2 separate regions of the Homo sapiens genome follow, and region 1 is linked to region 2. Evidence: chromatin contacts called from ENCODE Hi-C or POLR2A ChIA-PET data. All regions are on one chromosome and are shown on one strand. The core of a region is the stretch at or near the end of the contact, and the rest is flanking DNA. Distances in the headings are between cores, read along the strand shown.

Evidence for each region. A loop is a pair of places that touch in the nucleus more often than their neighbours do. ChIA-PET counts read pairs that join two places held with the same protein, here RNA polymerase II (POLR2A). Pooled maps may share reads with other maps.
Region 1: a map of HCT116 shows a loop between it and region 2 (4-fold over the local background). The contact joins two enhancer-like sites. A Hi-C loop is called at or near these places in 3 of 168 maps with a recorded cell type or tissue (HCT116, Right ventricle myocardium inferior and mammary epithelial cell), 2 of 37 single-sample maps with no recorded cell type and 18 of 50 pooled maps. POLR2A ChIA-PET finds 5 or more read pairs at or near these places in 1 of 52 experiments (OCI-LY7).

Annotation. Positions count from the first base shown.
Region 1 is chr6:4,646,247-4,653,139 of GRCh38, forward strand. No RefSeq gene overlaps it. Among named protein-coding and RNA genes, the nearest start is that of KU-MEL-3, 39 kb to the left of the region's middle. RefSeq lists an enhancer at 1,409-1,703 and a silencer at 1,409-1,703. Within about 2 kb of position 1,530, at least 11 of the 41 ENCODE cell types and tissues checked have a DNase peak (open chromatin) inside an H3K27ac peak, as active enhancers do.
Region 2 is chr6:4,939,948-4,946,615 of GRCh38, forward strand. CDYL (chromodomain Y like) reads left to right here. Exons shown (of 7, transcript NM_004824.4): 5 at 3,599-3,809. Among named protein-coding and RNA genes, the nearest start is that of LYRM4-AS1, 61 kb to the right of the region's middle. Within about 2 kb of position 2,369, at least 10 of the 41 ENCODE cell types and tissues checked have a DNase peak (open chromatin) inside an H3K27ac peak, as active enhancers do.

The sequences.
Region 1 (6,893 bases), core at 280-2,779, 290 kb before region 2:
ATAAAGGGTACCTTAAGCCTTGGAAAGAACTTTCTCCTCTGCAGCCAGCCTTGTGCTCATCTCATCAGAGCAAGCATAAGGACTAGACTAGGGGATGTTGGATGGCACGTGCTTTGGGCTTCTTCGCCTAGGCTTGTGGTGAGACCCAAATGAGTAAGGTCATGCACATAGCAGGTATCCAGTAAACATTAGTTGATTATTGTTATCATCATTACTTTTTTTTTTTTTTTTGAGACAGAGTCTCACTTTGTCACCCAGGCTGGAGTGCAGTGGCACAATCTCGGCTTACTGCAACCTCCACCTCCTGGGTTCAAGCAATTCTCTTGCCTCAGTCTCCCGAGTAGCTGGGACTACAGGCGCACACCACCACACCCAACTAATTTTTGTATCTTTAGTAGAGACGGGGTTTCACTGTGTTGGCCAGGCTGGTCTCTAACTCCTGACCTCGTGATCTGCCCACCTCAGCCTCCCAAAGTGCTGGGATTACAGGCGTCAGCCACCACGTCCGGCCAAAGCAACCTCGAATGGGGCCAGATACCCAACACATGCACGAGTTTTGCTCTGACCTTGGCCTGGAACACTTTGGAACAGCCTTTGTCTCCCACCCACATTTCTGATGACCCATCAGAAAGCTCAGCTAATTCCTCAGAATCTGTCATCAATAATCTCATAAGGTTCCCTTTCTTCGGAACATGGCCTATGACATCCTTTTTAAATGTTCTCAATTCCTGTGAAAGGCGGTTCTTGGCCCTATAATCCCAGCACATTGGGAGGCCTAGACAGGTGGATCACCTGAGGTCAGGAGTTCAAGACCAGCCTGGCCAACATGACAAAACCCCATCTCTACTAAAAATACAAAATACAAAAATTAGCTGGGCATGATGGCGGGTGCCTGTAATCCCAGATACTTGGGAGGCTGAGGTGGGAGAATCACTTGAACCCAGGAGGCAGAGGTTACAGTGAGCCGAGATCACGCCACTGCACTCCAGCCTGGGCAACAGAGTCAGAGTCCATCTCAAAGAAGAAAAACAAACAAACAACAACAACAAAATTGGGGAGGTTCTTCCCGGGAGTCATCTCTTTTCAAGTTTGTTATTCAAGAGAGTGTAAAGGTTGAGAGTTAAAACCATACAGATGTCATAAACTGCTGCCCAGACAGTAAGTGACAGTAAGCTCACACTTGCCACCAGGGCGGTAGCCAGCTTCTGATCACTCGTGAAATAAAAGCCAAAGGGCATCCCACGGGCAGGTTTCATTTGCTGAGGGTGTGAGGAATTGGCTCTATGGCTTTTATATAGACTCACAGGTACCAGTCAGTAGCAGAGGGCGCCTGTAGCCAGGACCAACACTTCAAAGTGTCCTCCTTGGTAGAGGCAGTGCCATTCTGGAGAATGAGGACATCTTTAGGACCTTAGGTGAGGTCTGAAAGCCCTGGACACTGCGGGACGCTAGGCAGCCAGGCACCCTTGGAACCGAAGCCGCCTGGGGAGGCAGGAAGCCGCAGCTCGTGCTGCTGTTGACGCCAAAGCCGCCTGTCCCCACCCCCTCTCGCTCCCGGGAGAACCGGGCAGAGGGAAAACCTGGAGAGATGGAGCTGGAGTTGAGGAAGGGAGCTTTGGCTAGACCCCGGATGGGCAGGAAGGGGAGAGAGAGAGAGACTAAAATTGAGTGCAGCATTGGTTTTAGAAATAACTTTAGGAATAACTGAAAACGCAAAGCTTGAATGTCATCTTGGGGTGTGAGATAGCAGCCACAGTCCCTTTTTAACTCTGCTTATAAATATGTTTAACTAAAATGGCTTTGACTACAGTAATGCCCACAGCCGGTCACAGGTCATAGCTGGAAAGACCAGCAGTGAAATCTCTTCTTTAAAGCCAACACATTTTCTCTGTTCCTAAAATGTTTTGCCTACCAAGCCCAGGGAGCCCCACAGAACACACCTCCTACGTGGAAACCAGATGCAAATTCTATGGTACAAGTGGTTCATCGGTACCTTTGGAAATCCTAGAACTAGAGACCTGTCAGCGGGATGTCAATCCTCAGGGAGATCTCAGAGCATTTCACTAGAAGCCGGTGTGGGGCAAGTCATGTCAAACATTTCTGATAAGGCTGTGATTTCTGTAAGGCTTGTTTTTTACATAAACATTTTTAAATCATATTTTTTCAGATAATAAAAGCAGTATATGCTTTCTATTTTTTAAAAAAGCACTAAAAACAATAAATAAATTAGATCAATGCACCCCTACCATGATCCCAATCCTTAGAGATAACCACTGTCAACTGTTTGATATGTACTTATCCACATTTTTCTCTGCATATATGCTATCTTACAAAAGCAGGATTTATATCTATGTACTCAGATTCTTAGTGACTCACATTACTAGGAAGGTGATCTTCAAAAGTAAATTAATTTTTAAAGTAATTTCAGTTTAACTTTGATGTTCACATATGAACGTGTCACTTTTTTAACTGAGCATTTCACTAGGAGAACTCAATATCATCATTTGATAGTGAGGCAGTATTGCGGTTCTCATACAAAAGATAGCAGGCAGTAATTATCAAATAATCTTAGTTATTTGTATAGTTAACAAAAATGATCTAATATTAAGCAATTATTGAGTCCATACTAACTTCTAGGTACTGTCATAAGCATTTTACTTACGTTAACTCTGAAGAACAACCTTATGAGAAAGGTAGTAATATCCTTTTTCAGGTGGAGAAAAAGAGGCTCAGATAAATTAAATAATGTTCCCAAGGTCACACAGCAAGTAATTGCTGCACAGATATTGAAATGTATTCAAAGCAACATCAATATATGTTCTATCCTGCTACCAACTGTTCAAGTCATCAGGTTATAGTTATGAAAACAAGCAGATAAATAAATCAACATGTTTAAAATTGTTTTGTGATTCAACTATGTATATTATGGAGTTCTTAGTGACAGTGATGAGTTTGTAGTCCATCCCCAGGTACTTACCACCAGTGTGACCCTCAGCAGATCTTTTAGCTGAAACACAGCTACAAACTGAAGATGCTGTCTATAATAACACTGGGCTCACGGAGCTAAAGTGAGGTTTAAAGAAGGCAATGTATATGAAATCTCCTTGAAAACTGTAAAGAACTATCTAATATGATGTTAAGGACATATTTATGTGGCAATTCCTCATTCAATTACAACAGGCTTTATAACTTCACATTTATAATAATTCCATCAGAATACAACAAATGCAGAATTTTTTTAACTAACTGAAAATAAAAGGCGGCTTTCCACACTACTCAAAGTCACGGCATATTCCCCGAGATCATGTCTGTAACCTCTCCCAGGCTCGGAAAACCTTGTTTTCCAGCCATACTTTTTCCCATTCTGATACTGAAGTGTTAGATTAATTTTTATTTTATCAACATAATAACACTCATATATTTTGTCAAATACTCAATACAAAAAAAAAAAGTTTCTGACCTAACTCCCCAATTTTCTTGCTGAATACTACCATTTTCCTTTCCTTCCTCTCTTTCTTCCAGTATTTACGTTCACATTTCAAAATGATACGTTTATTCTGCAACTTGTTGATTAATCTATTTTAGTGTATTATTGACTTCCTATTAGAAAGATAAGGATATTGTTTTCATAAACTACTTCTCCTCCTCCATTTTCCTCATACTCCAAAATGGGGTTACATCATAATCATGAGTCATGTGTTCCTGAGTCGGTATTAACATTGTTATGGTTATCTAATATTGTTTACCACTGAGACAAAGGGTAAACTATCACTACTATTTCCTCTCCTGTAAAAAGAAACCAAAAATGGCAAACAATAGAGATAACCAATGAAACCAAAGGCTGGCTCTTTGAGAAGATTAATAAAATCACAAAGACTCTAGACTGAGCAAGAAGACACAAATTACCAAAATCAGGAATGAAAGAGAGAACATCATCACAGATCCTACAAATATTAAAAGAACGATATAGGGAAGAATATACACACGTATATGCCAATGAATTTGAAAAATTGCATAAGTGGTCACATTGCTCAAAAGATACAGATTACCAAAACTGGCACAAGCAGAAATATAAAATATGATAAGGCTTTATATCTATTAAACAAATTCAATTGTAATTTAAAATCTTCTCACAATTATAAATCCAGGTCTTGATGGCTTCTCTTATGAATTCTAACAAATACCTAAGTAAGAAATAATACCTATCCTATACAAATATTTTTATAAAATAGGAATCAAGGAACATTTCCCATCCATTTTATGAGGCCAGTATTGCCCTGATACTAAAAACAAAGACATTAAAAGAAAATAAAACTATAGCTAATATTCTTCATGAACATAAAGGCAAAAATTCTTAATAAAATATGAGCAAAACAAATCAAACAATATTTTAAAAGGATAATATATCATGATCAAGTGGGATTTATCTCAGGAATTTAAGATTAGTTTAACATTTGAAAATTAATCAATGTAATTCATCATATTAATAAAATAAAAGTAAAACCCTATGATCATCTCAATAGACACAGAAAAAGCATTTGGCAAAATTTAACATTCATTCATGATAAAAACTCTCAGCAAAAATGAACTTTCTCAATCTGATTTTTTTTTAAATCTATGAAAAACCTACAGCTAACATCACACTTAATGGTGAAAGACAGGACATTTCCCCCGAGATGAGGAACAGAGCAAGGATAGTCACTCTCAACTACTCCTATTCAACATTGTACTAGAAGGCACAGCCAGTGCAAATAAAGTCATCCAAATTGGAAAAGAAGAAAAACTATTTATTTGTAGACATGATTGTCTATATAGAAAATCTTAAGAGAAATATGAAAAAGCTACTAGAATTACTAAAACTAATAAGAAGGCTTAGCAAAGTTGCAAGATACTGTTAATATTTAAATATCAACAGTATTTCCAAACAATTGGAAAATAAAAAAAAAATTTTAACTTCACATTTACAACACGCACACACAAAAATTAAATACCTGAAATACCTAATGATAAGCTTAACAAAATATAATCAAGATGTGTATGCTGAAAAGCATGAAACATAGCAGAGAGATATAAAAAGACTCAAATAAATGGAGAAATAAATAATATTCATGGATAAGAAGACTCAATAGTTATAAAATGTCAGTTATTTCCAAACTGATCTTTAGACTCAAAAAAGGAATTTTTTTGTAGAAATTGACAAACTGATTCTAAAGTTTATATGAAAATTTAAAGCATCTAGAATAGTGCAATTTTGGAAAAGAAAAAAGTCTGAGGATTTAACACTACCTGATTTTAAATCTTACTAAACTGCTACAATAATCAAGGTAATGAGCTATTGGTATATAGACAGACACATGGATCAAAAAAACTGATTAGGGAGTCTAGAAGTGGACTCACATGTACATGCCCAACTAATTTTCAACCAAAGTGACAAGGTAAGCCAATGGCTCAAAGACAGTATTTTCAAATAAATTGTGCTGGAACAATCAGATATCCTATGACCCTTACCTCAAACCATACACAAATGTTAACCCATAGACTTAAATGTAAAAGATAACACTATAAAACATCCAGAAGAAAACATATCCAATCTCAATCTAACAAATATCTCACATACAGAACATAACAACCACTAACCATAAAAGAAAGTATTAATATGTGGAACTTTATCAAAATTAAAACCACTATTCTTCTGAAGACAATGTTTACAAAAAAAGGCAAACCACAGAATGGGAGAAAATATTTGAAAATGTACATTTGAGAAAAAAATTGTATCCAGATTACGTAACAACTATTACATTCATTGTTATATTCAACAATATAAACAACCCATTTTTTTAATAGGGGAAAGACTTGAATAAACACTTCAAAAAAGAAGATATACAAAAGTTTACAAGCAAATGAAAAGATATTCAACACATTATTCCAAAAAAAGTAATTTAAAAATACCATGAGATATCACAACATATGCATTAAATTAGCTAAAATTTAAAAAACCTGATAATCCCAAGTGTTGACAAGCAATGGAGCAACTGGAACTCTCATATATTTTGATATGCATGTAAAATGGTACAACCATTTTGGAAAGAAGCTTGGCAGTTTCTTATAAAGTTAATCTTATATTTACTATATGACCTAACAATTCCATTCCTATCCATTTATTTAAAGGAAATGAAAATGTATGTTCACATAAAGTCATAGACACAAATGTTCATAGCAGCTTTATCATTAATCGCCCCAAACTGGAAAGAACCCACCCAAGTTTCCTTCAATAGATGAATGGATAAACTATGATACAGTCATAGAGTGGAACAATATATAGCAGTAAAAAAGAATATATGGCTGGTATATGCACCAACATGGATGAATCTCAAAAACATTATGCTCAATAAAAGAGATCACGCTCAAAAGACTATAGTTATGTAGTCCGTGGGGAATGGATCTGGGACCTTACTTGCATACCAAAATCCTCTGATGCTCAAGTCCCAGATATAAAATGGCATAGTATTTACCCACATCCTCCCATATCCTTTAAATCATCTCTAGATTACATATAATACCTAGTACAGTGTAAACAAAAATCATTGTCATGGTGTATTGTTTAGGGAATAATGGCAAGAAAAAATAAGTCTATACATGTTCAGTACAGACACAATGTTTTTGCCCAAATATTTTTGATCCATGGTTGGCTGAATCCATAGATTTAGAACCCATGGATACAGAGGGCTGATTTATTTATATGACTCTATTTATATTAACTTCTAGAAAAAGTAAAACTATAGTGGTGGAAAGCAGATCAGTGGTAGTCAGGGTTCAGGAAGTAAATGAAAGGATAATTAATCCCCTTGAAAAGGAGTCCAAGAAATTTTCTCGGGTGATAGCAGCATTCTGTA
Region 2 (6,668 bases), core at 1,119-3,618:
AGGCTTTTCCCTGGCTCCACTTGTGAGCCCGCTGGTGCCTCGCCGGGTGCAGCTCACTCCTCCCTCCAGCGTTGAATTCCCTTGGACAGAGGCTGTGGGCTTGTGGCGCTGGGATCAGTAAAAGCAGAGGAAAGCTAGATCCAGCCAGGTTTAAGTGGAGATCTCCTTTGTTGAACTTGATGTCACTTTAAAAGTTCACTTTCATCAGCTCCCTGCTCCGTCCACTCTCCCTACTCCACACAAAAAGCTGGATTGATATTCTTGTGAAGAGCCAAGTCCTGCTTTAGGAAAACCAACTTGTTTCTTCTTTATGTGACTATATTTTTGTCAATGTGAATTTTCCTTAATGTAGTCTGGCAAGATCAGAAAAATAATTAGTTACACCAGAGTCACTTAACCTTTCCTTTTCTTATTTGCATTTAAATTAATTTTTATGTGGATAAAAGCTCTTCCTGTGTATATTTTTCATTTCTCTGGTGTCTTGTCTCATGTTCCTTAAAACTTGGAGGCAAAGGACTTCATCGTAGCAAGTTTCCAAAGGAAAAGCGGGAAGCAAACAGGAAGATGAGGTTTCATATTAGGTCACCAGGTATCTAGAGCAGCTGACTTTGTGACGAGGATTCGTGGTTTGCAGTTTGCAGGGTAATTGCAACAAAAATATTCTGCACCTTTGTGGTTAGAACAAAATTCTTTCAAGTTCATGGACAGCATTAGGCTTTTGAAGTCTGCCAGAACCAGTAGCTGCCACTGGGTTTTAAGGACCAGGAGACTTCTCTCCCCAAAAGTGAGGTTTCTTCTTCCTCCCACAGAGGGAGACCGGGGGCCCTGCCCAAGCAGTGCCCCAGGGGCAAGAGGATTTGGGAGAGAACAAAGTGAGCCAGTAAACATGCCCCATGACCCTGACCTGTACCCCATTAGTCCTTCAAACGAAGGTGCCATTCAAATGAGAGAGACCTCAGCCATGGAAAGCAGCACACTGGCTGCCCAACTTCAGGTCCCTGCTGCCTCCTTCTCCCCAAACGTTCCTTTGACAGTCCCTACATCTTATGTGATTTTCCAGCTGTTTGATATTTCCAGATTAGTAAATGTCCTTTAAAGGAAGAGTTTTGTTTAATTATAAAGTCTTTTTAGACTAATTATGTGGCAAATATCAGCCTCCTTCCCTGCCATACCCAACAACAGCCTTGAATTCAATTCCAAAGAAACAAATTTAACTTCAGTACATTGCATGGCAAACATTTGAGTGTTCATACATTTTGATTTCAAGTTTAAAACACACTTGGCTGAAGCCCACAGAAGCAGGGGCTACTTGGGAGAGGACCGTCCCAGGCTTGAAGGCAGCCCCTGCCTCGCCTCTGGTTCCTTGTGCCTTGATTTGCAGCTCCCTTGGTTAAGCCTTTATGGTCCTGGGAAGTTTCTACTAGGCAGAGAAAGCATTTCTGTAAAGGTTTTCTTTTTTAAAACAAAACGAGTCTCTGTGTGCACCACATCCATTTCTGGCATCTCAGGGCTCACTATTCAGAATGGCCAGTTCCCATTCCCTGAAAAGGGAAGGGGCTCTTTGCTCCAGAGCATGCTGGTTCATTCATACCCCGTCCAGAAAGAGCCACCAGCTTCAGGTGAAGTCACCATTCCAGGCAAAAGTAAAAATAAAATTTCAGTTCCAAAAAATGCCTTCAGCCTATCAAAATCTAAGTTTCGACTTACCAATATCTATTAATATTTTAGAAGCAGATTTTTTTATACAAATATATGGGCATGGAGGCAAGGATATATGAAATAATTCCTTTTACTGTTTTTCTGTAGAATTACCTTCTTATTACCTTGACTTTGATCATCGCTTTTATGTTAATTTATTGCCCCATCCGTGGTTTCCAGATGTCAGCCTGGGCAACGGCTATAACAGTTTGCCTTCTGTTCCATAAGGCAGATGAAATTGGAGCTACTCAGATTTTGGAAACAGCTGTTCCTTATCATTGAGAGACAGTTCAGCAGTTTTACCTTTTCATGAGTCATCAGTTACTGGGCCTAGGAAATGTATTTCCATCTTGTGTCATTGACCCCATATCTTCAAAAGATGACACAACTGAAATAGCTTCATGTAGTTCTTCTAGGCTTATTTCAAGAGTCTGCTTAAAAGGTTGTCTGACACTCTGATCATTAAACCCCAGTGTGATCTTTCTAAGAATGCCTCAGGCTCTCTCATTTAGAAAGACTTAGTGCAACTCATTCATTTGAATGAGTTAATTCTTGCTCAATGCAAAGATCCCACAAACCTTGGGGGCTAGGCTGAGGTCCAGCCGCTAAACTCTGCAATTCCTCACTCTCCTGTTCATACACACACAGACACAACCCTCCTCACCTCCCTGACCTGCCCCTGCCAAAAAATATGAGTCATCCGTCAGTGTCTCGGGGAGTTGAGTGGGGAGCTATCTCAGATGCTGAGTCATGATTTTCAGAGAAGATCTGAACAGATTGCTGTGGTTTTAAATTGCTGAATTGTAGAGAGCATCTAGATTGTTATTTTCAGTATTAAAGATGGGGGTCAGGTTTAGAATCCAGCAAGTGAAAAGCTGTCCTTACTCTGCACTTCTGATCTAGAACTCAGCCTGCACTGAAGGGACTATCTTGTGTTTCTTCTTTTCTCCACTGTGTGAAATCATAACAAGAAACAACCTCTGAGCATAAGATCAGCTTCTAGTATTTAGGGGAAGAAAATGCACATTCCTAAAGTGGTATGACACCAAGCTACCCTACATTGAAAAGCAGCCTACTTTTCCAGCCTGATCTAAAGCAAATCCCAAAATAGCATGGGCTTGATTTATTAAACCTCTGTCCTGTGCAGAGGCTGCCCCACGCCTGACCCCACTGTCCTCCGAACTCCTGCTGCAGCCGTACCCTCCAGCCCTCAGTGGAGCAGGATGTGGGTACAGGCCTGAGCCCTGTGCTGTTTGCTCTTCTTGTTTGCAGGTCGCATGTCTTGAGCCAGCCTGTGACACTCTTGTCTCTGTATCCCCCAGACTGTTCAGTCCACTTCCACATAAACTCAGGAAATAGCAATTATTGCCAGATAATCAGTGAGCTGTCTGAAATCATGAACCAAGGCCAGACCCAGATCCCAGGGTTTTTGTGAACCCTAATCCACCACCGTACACTTAACACCAGGCAGTCTTAGTATGCCCTGGGCCAGATTTCCTCTGTGACAGCTTCTTGATTTGTCTTGTGAAGCCCAGAATATGTACTGGGCTCCTGTGTCTTCGAGGGAAGACAGGTTGGGGAGCAAGATGTGTTGTTTATAGAGCCCGAGAGCCACCTGCAAATTCCAGTGCAGCTCATGGCTGCATGTTACCCTGTGGCCTTCACGTAGGGCCTGTAGTGACAGCCACTACATGCGTGGGCTCCAGGCTGTCACCAAACCTTTACAACACGTAGTAAATAAGTCTAGGGTCCACAACTGCTGGGGAAGGCCTTAAACAAATCTCAAGTCTTCAGGATTTCCGTAGCATTTACATCTTGGTAAATTGAATTCCATAATAGACTTTTCCTTTGCTCAAATATGCAATGTTTTGAGTAATTCCCCATTTATTTTTCATTTTAGAAACTTCGTGAATACTTTCATTCAATTTAAGAAGCCCATTATTGTAGCAGTCAATGGCCCAGCCATTGGTCTAGGAGCATCTATATTGCCTCTTTGCGATGTGGTTTGGGCTAATGAAAAGGCTTGGTTTCAAACACCCTATACCACCTTCGGACAGAGTCCAGATGGCTGTTCTACCGTTATGTTTCCCAAGATAATGGGAGGAGCATCTGTGAGTACCTTTTTAAAAAAAAAAAAAAAAAGTCATTCTAGAAAGCTTCCTGAAGAAATCTAGTTTGGTTATTGTTTTTCTAAAGCTGTACAGTGTGTCATTCTGTGGGGACTTTCCATCTTGTAATTCAGATTTGGGTTCATAGACGTTGTTGACCTTTGTTGCATCATTCCCTAGAGAAGGACTTCATTCACTGAGGAGCCTACCACTTTGCATAATTCACATGGATATCTACTGTTAGTAAATACCCAATCAGTAACCCAACCAACAATTTGCAATTGAAAAGTTCTTCACCTAATAACTTAAAAACTGCACTTTTAAGAGAAGGCAATTTTAAGAGGGAGCAAAGTTACATAGGATTAGAGGGTTGTCGTCCATATAATTGTGTGTTTTTATTTCTTTAACTGTTTAATCCGTTCATTATAGTAGTTTGTGTTTGTATTGTAGCTTGTGATTTATCAAGCAGTTATTCACATCTCATTCTCTAGTCCTTGAAATAGGGCAGGAGGTGGTGTCACAGGTCAGGTTCTCCAGAAGCAGACACTGAGATGAGTTTGGCACGTGGAGAATTAGCAGGTAGTCAGTACCTGTGGAAGGGATGGGAAGGAAGCAGGACCGCACAGAGGAAGAGGTCAAAGTGATACTATGCCCATCATCCTTAGGGGTGGGATGTGCGGGAAGCGTTGCACCCTGGACGAGGTGGCTCCCTACAGCTGAGGGCATCCCTAAAGGCGCCCTGTGGCCGTCTGCTAACAGCAGCACCCGCAGCCAGGCAGCCAGGCCTCCCCAGGAGCGATCATGGCAGCACAGTTCCATGTCCACCACAGTTCACCCCAGGGCCATTCAGATCATTGATGCACCTTTTGGGGGCCAGCTCCTTCAGGTTCCAAGGGGCTTTCTTTCTGGGAGAAACTTAGAGGAAGAAGATTAGGCAGCAATAACTTGCAGGCCAGAACCTGAAATGTTTAACCTGGATGTTATAATCAGTGGGTAAAAGTGTGATGAGAAAAAGGATATTTGGATCCTCTCATTATTTGCAGTGGGAAAAATAGTAACTTTACAGTAAAGAAACCTGGCAGCTACCACCTTGCCGAGTGGTCAGAGTTCACAGAAATAAGACAAAAGCCAACATGAAGCACTGAGGGGAACACAGCCTTCGTCGCTGCGTGGGATTTCTCCTGAAGGTGCAGCAGCTCAGTCTCATCATGAGGAACGTCAGGCCCAGACTGGGGGGCAGTCTGCAGACACCCGCAGTGCTCCACCAAAGCGCCAAGGTCGGAGAAGACGTGGAAAGACTGAGGAACCGTCTCAGACTGGAGGAGACCAAGGGGACACGACAGCTCAGAACATCAGGGACCCAGGATGGGCTCCTGGGCCAGAGAAAGGACAAGAGTGGGAAGGCTGGTGAAATTCACATCATGTTTGTAGTTGAGTGACTAGCACATTGTCAGTGGCTTTGGTCATCTTAAGATGTTATGTGACATTTTTTAACCTAGGGAGAGCTGCCTGAAGGTTTATGGGAACTCTGTACTACTTTTATCATCTTCCTGCATCTAAACGTACTTGAAAACCAGAACGTTTAAAATAAAGGAATACAAGAGAGGAGGAGGAAGGTGACTAGGCCAGACTGTGTCCCCCAGTGCCGCACTGGTCTCAGAGCTGCCCTGCTCCTCACCTTCTCACACCCCAGGGTAGTTCCCCTCACCCATAGCTCCCACCTCTGCTGGCTTCAGCAGCCGCCCAAATGCTAAAACACTCACCCCCAAGGGATCTGTGGCCTGCTCACTGTGCCCAGCTCAGAGTTGCTGCACTTGTCCACTTAACTGCTATAGTTGATCAGGAGAGGAACAAGCAGCACCGGCCTGCATCCCATTTCCCAGGCCACGTGTCCTTCCAGATAGAGGTCTTTGTACTGTATGTGCTACAAATCAGAAAACGCTGCTGCCCACCATCATGGAGCCACCTCCAAACTGGCACCTCTCAGGCCGTGCCGACGCCCTACCAGGCTGGCGGCTGTGGCAGGTGCTATATGTGACTTAGCCACAGGACTCTCGGGTCCTGTCCCCTGACATGGTCTTTGCTGTGAGGCTGGTGTTCTGGTCACAACGCACCACCCTGAGGCACCCCATGCTGGTGGACTAGACCTTCCATAGCCACAGAGAGTGATGCTGCCTGAGGATCTGCAGGTGGGACAGGCAGACTCAGACCCAGAGGATATGCCCATGCCTGTTGGAGCCGTCAGCGTGCTGCCCAGCGCCCACAGGCGGGCCTCCCTGGGAATGGTGTCTTGTGGGCCGATCACATTGGCATCTCCTGCTGGCAGGCTGGACACTCAGTAGCAACAGCGACTGCATCAGCCTTTGGTAAGTCAGAGACTGTGCTGTTGAGGCCCCTCTGGCCAGCCCTGGGTGGCCAGCGACCACCAGCCATCTCTCAAAGCTGTTCAGTGCCCCCTCCATGGCGGATGCTCTCAGGTGGACATTAATGTGAGACAGCAACCTGCACGCTTCCCATTCCTCCACCCACCACACGCCTCTGTCCAGGACACCCACCCCTGCTGGCAGCTAGTGTTATTCTAACCTTGATCCACTTTTTTTTCTACACCAGGGGGTGACCAGGTGCATCTGCCCCCAGTGGGGGCATTTTCCTCACCACATTCTCTTTGAGGCCTGCTGGATGAGGCTCTGGTGAAGTTGCTGTCCCCTTTTTGGCTTGCCCATCCACCCAGTGAGCCAACCCACCCACAGGCCACACTCGGTCACAGGGAGTCCCCCCATGGCTGTAGGTATGAGCTGAGGCAGGGCGCAGGTACTCAAGGGTCTGGGGGTGACGCAGGGGTCTAGGCTGCCGGCCCATGCC